Regions from separate parts of the Homo sapiens genome. Here region 2 is linked to region 1. Evidence: chromatin contacts called from ENCODE Hi-C or POLR2A ChIA-PET data. All regions are on one chromosome and are shown on one strand. The core of a region is the stretch at or near the end of the contact, and the rest is flanking DNA. Distances in the headings are between cores, read along the strand shown.

The links. Hi-C counts contacts between places; a loop is a spot of excess contacts on that map. ChIA-PET counts read pairs that join two places held with the same protein, here RNA polymerase II (POLR2A). Pooled maps may share reads with other maps.
Region 2: a loop to region 1 is called in a map of gastrocnemius medialis, with 5 times the contacts of the local background. The contact joins two enhancer-like sites. A Hi-C loop is called at or near these places in 2 of 168 maps with a recorded cell type or tissue (gastrocnemius medialis and left ventricle myocardium superior) and 1 of 50 pooled maps. POLR2A ChIA-PET finds 5 or more read pairs at or near these places in 2 of 52 experiments (MCF 10A and activated CD4-positive, alpha-beta T cell).

What each region holds. Positions count from the first base shown.
Region 1 is chr2:110,768,642-110,773,342 of GRCh38, forward strand. The region is part of intron 2 of ACOXL (acyl-CoA oxidase like); the gene reads left to right. Among named protein-coding and RNA genes, the nearest start is that of ACOXL, 38 kb to the left of the region's middle. RefSeq lists an enhancer at 3,488-3,989. Within about 2 kb of position 2,146, at least 7 of the 41 ENCODE cell types and tissues checked have a DNase peak (open chromatin) inside an H3K27ac peak, as active enhancers do; they include gastrocnemius medialis, where a contact is called at or near this core.
Region 2 is chr2:110,813,892-110,818,251 of GRCh38, forward strand. All of the region lies in intron 9 of ACOXL (acyl-CoA oxidase like), which reads left to right. Among named protein-coding and RNA genes, the nearest start is that of ACOXL, 83 kb to the left of the region's middle. Within about 2 kb of position 2,985, at least 2 of the 41 ENCODE cell types and tissues checked have a DNase peak (open chromatin) inside an H3K27ac peak, as active enhancers do; they include gastrocnemius medialis, where a contact is called at or near this core.

The DNA of each region.
Region 1 (4,701 bases), core at 896-3,395:
TCACCCCAGTAGTGGGCACTGAACTCACGATAGGTAGTTTTTTGACCCTCACCCTTCTCCCACCCTCCTCTCTCAAGTAGGCCGCCGCGCCTATTGATTTCTTCTTTGTGTCTGCGTGTACTCAGTGTTTAGCTCTCACTTATAAGTAAGAACGTGCGGTATTTGGTTTTCTGTTCCTATGTTAATTTGCTTAGAGATTTTGTTTTGTTTGCTTTTGTGACTTGCTAAGCCTGTTGATCTCATGCTGAGGGCAGCTGACAGACAGGTCTCGGTGGAGGAGAGTGTCTTCCTCAGGCCCCTTTTCTGCCCCACTCCCACTAACCTAACAAACCCTTTCCTCGGCCCACACATTCACTTCTCCAATCTCACAGGCGAGGGAATAGGAGTATCAGCAGAAGTAATAAAATATTTGTACACAAAACCCATATAATTTTAGGGATAAAGTTAAATAGCTGGGAAATAGAAATAACTCATTTTAAGGGCTTTTAAAGTACTTTAGACTTATCCAAAGTTTATGTCTTATTTGTCTAAAAACTGTCATTCTAAATTTAGTGGTATTATTTTAGTCAATTTAGCCTCATGAAAAAAGAAAGAAAGAAAGAAAGAAAGAAAGAAAGAAAGAAAAAAATACATGATTAGTGAGTTCCTTTGTGTCAGTATTAGGAGTGATGTATTTTAGCCAAGTTCATTCAGCTTCATGGTATATAGGAAAAAATATACCTCAGCAGGGTGTGGTGGCTCACATCTGTAATCCCAGTACTTTGGGAGGCCAAGGTGGGCTGATACTGGGTAGAGCCCAGGAGTTCAAGACTGGCCTGGGCAACATGGTGAAACCCTGTCTCCACAAAAAAAAAAATACAAAACTGGCCAGGCACAGTGGCTCATGCCTGTAATCCTAGCACTTTGGGAGGGAAGCAGGTGGATCACTTGAGGCCAGGAGTTTGAGACCAGCCTGGCCTCAACATGGCGAAACATGGCCTGGGCAACATGGTGAAACACTGTTTCTACTAAAACAAAACAAAACAAAACAAAACAAAACAAAAATTAGCCAGGTGTGGTGGTGCACGCCTGTAGTCCCAGCTACTTGGGAGGCTGAGGCACGAGAATCCCTTGAACCAGGAGGCGGAGGTTGCGGTGAGCTGAGATTGCGCCACTGCACTCCAGCCTGGGCAACAAAGCGAGACTCTGTCTCAAAAAATAAAATAAAATAAAATAAAAAACCCCAAAAACCCCAAAACACTAAACAAATACTAGCCAGGCATGGTGGCCCACACCTGTAGTACCAGCTACTTGGGACGCTGAGGTGGGAGGATCGTTTGAGGCTCCAGAGGTCGAGGCTGCAGTGAGCTATGATCGCACCACCGCACTCCAGCCTGGGCAACCGGAGTGAGACCCTGTCTCAAAATGAACAAACAAACAAACAAAAAACCCAACACCACCCGCCCTCTGAGACCCCCTAAGGGAGGAGCCTGAACTAGGGTAGCTGCAGCTCAGCGGCATGCTGAGGAGCCGACCCTATCCTGCAGCAGCCCAGCCCTTTCCCCACCCAGCATGGTCTGGGAGGGAGAGTCTGAGGACTGAGGGATGGAGTCCTCCCAGTTCAGGAGACCACAGGGGCGCCTTTCTTTGTGGAGCGTAGAATGGAGCTAGTGGGGGCCTGGGATCCATGCTTGAAAGTAGATCCCTCTCCCTTCCCCACAATCCCACCAACCTTTGGTAGGTTGTCTAAGGAGACAAGGACCAATCCTGGAGTCTTCTCAGGAAGGAATTACAGGCAGAGCCTTGGCACCACCTGCGCTGCGATACTGCAGGCACCTCCACGCTGACAAGGGCGCTGCAGTGTCAGCTGAGCTGGAGAACGTGCAGATGGATGTTCACTTGGCACAGGAAAACTCCCATGTGACAAAGTGGAGCGTGCTTGCGAAGCGTAAAAAATCATTTCATACCAAGTAGTTTGGCAGAGATTTTCAAGCTAGGAAATTGCCTCTTGATGGAGCATCCATTTAGAGCTGTGAATACAACCAAAAAAGAAAAAAAACACAAAAACAACCAACCTCTTTGCTGCCAACCACTCTCTCTGTCAGAGTCGCCTCCAAGTGCGTTCGGCATGGGGCTGGTTGGAAGGTGAAATCTTGGCCTGTGGCCAGCTTCTTGCTCCCTTAATCAGCCCAACATGTCTGTGGCTTAACTTAGTGTCAATACTCAAGACCCGGATGTGAGAGCTGATCCCTTAATGAGGCTTGCTAATTGCAGCCCGACCCGCTGAGTCTGAAGGATTAGCCTCTGTAATCTCGCTCCTGATGAAGCGTGTTGAGCTCTGGATCCAATTATCTTCCTGTTTTCCTGGCTCACTTAGTGGCCTTAGGCAGCCTGGACAACTCTCTGTCCTGGGTGATTAGATATAATTCCTCCAGGAGGCACAGGATTGGCCCTAGACCATCCCTCCAGTCATTTCTGTGAATTATCTCGGCCTGTTTGGCACCTCTCTCTGTATGAATTCACAAAAGCCAATAAACCTGAAGGAAATGAAACTGGCCATCAGTGCGGCAGGCTCATCTCGCTGGGCGGATGTCATGAGACTCGGCAGCACATCTGTGTTTGAAGGCTCTCAAATTCCGCCCTGTAAACAGCTGGAGGAGCTGTCCACATCCAGTAATTCTAGAAGTGTTACATGATTCATCCTGCCTCTTAATAAAATGATTGAGTCATGGCTGTCCTGCCTGCTCAGGGAGCATGCCAGGCCCGTCTGTGTTTCCCTGGACCCCCCTTTCATGTTGCTCTCCACTTTTGTGGATGATCCGATGAGCTCTGAGGCAGAACGCGGTGTATAATGTGTAATGATGATGTTCTAGGGGACAAATAAGAAGGGAGTCTCATTCACTCCAGGTCTCTATGGACAGTCCGCAGGCCAAGAATAAACCATTAAAATATTTCCACGCTGTGTTTTCCCCTCTGCCATCTGTAATAGATTTGAGATGTTTCAATAATTTTAAAGCGAAAAAACAATATGAGTCTGATTGCAGAGTGTGCACGCACACACACACAGACACACACACAGTGTGAACACCATCATTGTTCTCTGTGCCAACTTCTCCTGCACCTGTTTCTAGTGACATCACCTTTGTGCACCTCAGCCAAGAGCTCTCTTGTTCCCCTGAAGTTTCCAGAATTGGATCCTGGGCTGGGGGAGTCACCAACTGCCTCTATTTCCAGATGCAGAGACCTTCTGTCTCTAAGACCCAGGTCTTATCATCTACTTTGTGGCAGTGTCTTGTCCTGCATGGGGGACAGCTTCCTCAGAGATGCTCATCCCTGGAAGCTGACAGAGTCTGACAGCCTGCACTGATCTTCACCATAGCAGACAGTGACAGCTCAAGTTGACTGAGTACATGTTCTGGTACAGTCCCAACACTAAGAACTTTAAATAGATGATGTCATTCAGTATTCACAACATCCCTCATGGCATTCCCATTTTACAGATAAGTAAACTGAAGCTGAGTAATTGGCCTGAGGTTAGTTATACAATTAGTGAGTTGTATATATAAATGACTAGTGAACCAGGGATTCAAACCCAGGTGCTCTGCTTCCTGAGCCCACGTCAAACAGGTGGTGCTTGCCCCTGTCTGCACAATAGAAGCAGCCAGACAACTTTCAAAACTCCTGCTGTGAAGGCTTTTGCTCAGGCTAATCAAGTCAGCATTTACATCTCCCAGGTGACCCACTGTGCATCTGGGGTTGCGGACTGCTGCACTATGCCTCCTTTCCTGCACCCTGTCTCCCCAAAATTGTTCCCATTAAGCATTTGGTCCCTACCAATCAGGGCTTGTGGGTGGCTCATAGGGAAACCGCATCTCAACATTACCTTTCCCCAGGAGGGAGCCAGCTGGGATCAGGCTTCTTTCAGCCAAGTGTAGTGTGGGTTGGGGACAGATACCTGGATGATGAAGATCCTACCCCTGACTCCTTCTTCCCCTCCCCCAACCAGCCTACAACCGTTCTCTCTCTCACCCAGAGCTCTGGTTTTTATCCCCATGATCCACACGAGTGAGGGGCATAGTTGCACCATCGTTATCTAAACCAGTGGTTCTCAAAGTAAGGCCCGAGGACCCGTGTGTGTCCCCAATACCCTTTCAGGTGCTATGTGGAAAGTATATGTCCAACTACCTGCATGTGAGACACTGGATATTCATCATAAACTTCAACCAAAACAACATATCACAACAGATGGCACAAAAGCAGTTATGAAAGGGCAGCTATCTTTTATTGAGCCAGATACTAAAACAATGTGAAACAATGCCATTCTTCTCATGAGTTTTTTGAAATTATGACTATTTTTCATAAAAATTATGCAATATGGTAAATTGACAGCTGTAGCCTGGACAAACAAAACCTCTTTGGAATCCTCAGAAAAGGTCCAGGGACCATAAAGGTTGAGAGTCACTGATCTAAATCGTCTACTATTTTCTCAGGAAGCTCAGTCTCAGCAGATCAGAGGGGAACTAGTAGAACATTGGTTGCATTATATTTATATTACATATATTATGACTATTATTTTTATCAGAATTTTAGGTAATCTCCGTTTGAGGTATTTTTGTATTTGGAGAAATATCAGGTGGGTGATCAGATCTAAAATGGAAGAATGTTCTAAGGTCAGCTCACCTTAGAAGGTGTTTGGGAATGCCGGGGAGGGTGGTTACTTTT
Region 2 (4,360 bases), core at 1,735-4,234, 46 kb after region 1:
TTTCCACATGAGGAACCTGAGATGTAGGAAGATGTAACAGTTTGCCCAGAGCTTTCTGGGCCTTACACTCTGGTATTCCAGCACTGGGGTCCGGCCGTTACCCAATGCTGGAGTGGCTTTGTAGTCCTCAAGACAGATGTTCTTGGGATAAACTCTGCTCACTGGCGTTCCTGGAACACTTTATGCATGGTTGGATTTGCCTTGGTTAACCAAACCAAACCAAATATTTAAAAAATTTGGTGTCCACGTTGAAAATGTGGACATTTCACTCAGACTGGGATTTGGTAGATGTTAAATAGTTAGTGGCTGGGCCAGAATCCAGGCCTCCTTCTCCACTGTGACCTGAGGCCTGGTTTAATTTTTAGTGGCACTGCCGACTTTGCCTCACAGCTGTGTGTCACTGTGGTTCTGAGCTTTGTGTCCTGGGATCAGGAGTAAGAGGGGAAATGAGTTGATCCAGCCTTTTCATTGATGACTTTTTATGGGGAAAAGGGCCATTTAGAATGAACACTTATTAAGTGTGTCCAGTGGATTTTTTTTTTTTTAGCTTAGTTTAACGGAACAAGTTTGGATACCTTTGCCTACCATAATGAAATTTAGTAAGCCAAAAAAAGTTTACAATTCCTTAGATAAATTTTAAAAAGTGAACTGGGCCATTTAAATTTGCCACCACAAAACCCTTACAGGCTCTAAGAAGGGAAGCAAAATAATGGTTAGTAGAATATTTGTGGGTTATAACTTTATGTATTATTGTTATAAGTTTGTGTGTTATTAAGGCCAGGGCTACGAAGTATTGTTCACTGTAGAACTACATAGTATATGAGGATCATATTTCTTCTCTAGAAGTCTAATGTCAAAATATCTTTACAATTTGAACAACAATATTCCTAGCATCAAGGTCAAATGGAATCACTTTTCTTATACTCTATAAATTACTCAGAATTGTATCATGTTTTTATTTGCTTGATATTTTGATAATTGTAACTTTTTAAGGTTTTTAGTTTGTCCTGGAATTTCTAATTGCCTTTGTTTTTTTTCTTGTTAGGAGAAGAAACATATGCCTTCATCAATGTATTAGTTGGTTCTCATGTTGCTAATAAAGACATACCCGAGACTGGGTAATTTGTAAAGAAAGGTTTAATTAACTCACAGTTCTGCAGGGCTGGGGAGGCCTCAGAAAACTTACAATCATGGTGGAAGGGCGAGCAAATATGTCCTTCTTCATATGGTGGCAGCAAGGAGAAGTGCTGAGCAAAAGGGGTAAAAGCCCCTTATAAAACCATCAGATCTTGTGAGAACTCACTCACTATCATGAGAACAGCAACATGAGGGAAACTGCCCCCGTGATTCAATTACTTCCCAATGTGTCCCTCCTACAACACATGGAAATTATGGGAACTATAATTCAAGATGAGATTTGGGTGGAAACACAGCCAAACCATGTCAATCACTATAGTAGTAATATCTTCAAGCTTCTTGATCATTTTGTCTATTGTATGAAATCTATTTCATATTCTCCTTTGTTAATTTGTATTTTATTAATTTGGCCTCTATCTGATGCTTGTTGGTTTATTTCTCAATTTGTACAAAATCCAAGTGAGGTGCCTTGAAAACTTCAATACAGGGACCTTAGAAGGAGGGGATGTTTTTCATATTTAAAATGTATGTGCTGCCATGTCTGTAATAAGGAGCAAAGTCCCCTGCTTCTGTGAAGATATGTGGCTTTTCCAGATTATTACATGGTTTGCAGTGGGGAGAATGTTGCCTGCATCGTAGGGACTTCCCTCTGGATCAAGCTTGATCTGAGTTTGGAGAGGCAGGAACCGAAGGAGGTAAACTGAGGAGCAGGCATTCTCTGCCTACAAGGTTGGCCCTGAGTGGGGTGCCCAAGGGCTTCTGTGGAACTATATTTATTTGCCACTCAGCAAACTCAGGGGTAAGAAAGTCTTGCTTGGGGTGCCTCACCTGCAAGGCTGGTCACTAGGAATGTCAAGTCCAAGAGGACAGAACCTGTGTCTTCTTGGTCACCTCTGGATGAACAGGACCTGGTACTTAGTAAGCACTCAGTGAATGGACAGATGGATGATGGGTGAGTGGATGAATGGATGGAAAAATGCATGTATAGATGGATGAATAGATAGATTAATTGATGGATGGAGGGATGGATGGGTAGATGAATAGATGGATGAATGGATAGATGGGTGGGTAGATGAATGGATGGGTGGGTGGATGGATGAATGGATGGATAGACAGATGTATAAATGGATGCATGGATGGACGGATGGATGGATAGATGGATGAATGGATGGGTAGATGGATAAATGATGGATGGATGGATGGATGGATGGATGAATGGATGGATGAATGGATGTGTGGGTGGATGGATAGAGAGATAGATGAATAAATATAGTGGCAAAGGGGAAGGCTTATTTGGTAGAGAATAAGTCAGTCCAGATCACAGCTCTGTGGAGATTGGGTTTGGGTCATCTGGTGGCATTTAAATGTATTATTGGCCCTGGAATCATGAATTAAATCTTTAGAAAAAGAAAAACAAGCACTTTCTGTTTCTAATGTGTATATGGAGATCTTTTGGACTTGTGCACCCCAGGGTATTTTCAGCTGAGGCAGGTGTGTATCTGGGCAATGACTGTTTTGTTTTTATTTCCTGCAGTGCTTACTTGCTCCTTGGCTCACCCTTGCAGATTGCTCATGGCTGAGTCTCCTGGGTCTGATGACATTGTCAGTGTGACTGGAGTGCTATTCTAGGTGGATGATACACAGGTCCGGGGATGGTCTCCTGTTCTCTAAAGACAGCTGTGTAATAGGATTAAAGCTTCAGAGAGCAGCCGTGGCCTAAAGTATAGAGGAACTGGGTTAAGGGGAATTCTATCCGGGTGAGAGAAATGAATCTTTTACTCCAGCAATACAGACCTGGTTGCAGCTCCTCAAACAGGCCACCCTGGTCACCTCTGGACTCAGCACAGATTGGCCTCTCTGCCCGTGACTGTCCCTGTCTTCCTCTCTTGCTCACCCGTTGCCTGGGCATGGATGTGGCTTCCCTGGGAAAGCTTCCTGCCTTTGGGGCTGTTCTTAGTGCCTGGCTTATTCCAGCCCCAGGTGTTAACAGTCTGCCTACTTCTCCCTTAGCTACGAAAGGGCAGGAACTTCACACAGTGCGAGGCACACAGGGGGCCCTCAGTAGCTGTCTGCGAACTGAATTCAGCCCTGCACCCAGCCCATCACAAGCATCTTTGTTCTAAGGCGGTCCAGGAGGAGAGAAGGAGCTGCCACGTGCTGATGGTCTCCCGTGGGCTAGGCTCTTGAGATTCCATGTGTGTGTTCTCATTCAGTGCTCACAGCAACTCCACCAGGATTCCAGTTTCACAGCCAAGAAAACAGAGGCTCTGTGAGGGGAGGCAGCTTGGCGAGGCAATCACCTCATGTGGGGCAGTGCAGGGTTGTACACATCTGTGTCCCACTTGGATGACTTGAGGAATGACTTGAGGATTACGGAATGACTTGAGGGTCCCACAGAACCCTTCTTGCGAAAGACCCTTCATCTGGAGGCTGCACTGGAGAAGGGATGCTGGACATGTTGGAGCCTCAAAGTGCAGCATCTTCAGTTTCTTGAAACTTCTGTGCTTCTTGCTTGGGTAACTGTGCTTCCTCTGATCTTTGGGCCAACCTGGCCCATGAGAGATTCCAAGGATTTGAGCTGTCTCTAGGGTCATGGGGCAGCCTACATCTTGTGCTTGATTTTTCTCCAGGGATATCCTAGGTCAGGTAGTTAGGGTGATGGACATTGGCTCCAGAGTCAGCCTGATGAGTTGTGTTTTTCTAAATTAACTTTTATCTGGCAAGAGTGTTGCAGAATCAAGTTTTAAAAAATATTTGCATATCTCATTTCTTTGTCTAATTAGTGTTGTGAGAATGATGTCACAGTTTTCATGCTTGAATAAATAGCTGATGGTGTAAGGCACTAAGGGCTGGCTCACTGTGGCGCGTTCCCTTTCTTCTATTTGCCGTCTCGTCCAAGTTTTGTTTCAATCCATGCTCCTGACTTTTTTTTTTTTTTTTTTTTAGGGACTGATCTCATCAGCCAAATTATACCTTTTACTGCCATAAAATGCCTCCTTAATTTAGAGGATATGTTTGTCAATGTTGCAAGATAATTCCGAGCATCAAATCACTAGAGGTGCTGAGAGTACAAAAAGTATACTTGGCCGGGTGCAGTGGGTCATGCCTGTAATCCCAGCACTTTGGGAGGTCAAGTCGGGGGGATCACCTGAGGTGAGGAGTTTGAGACCAGCCTGGTCAACATGAAACCCCATCTCTACTAAAATTACAAAAATTAGCCTGG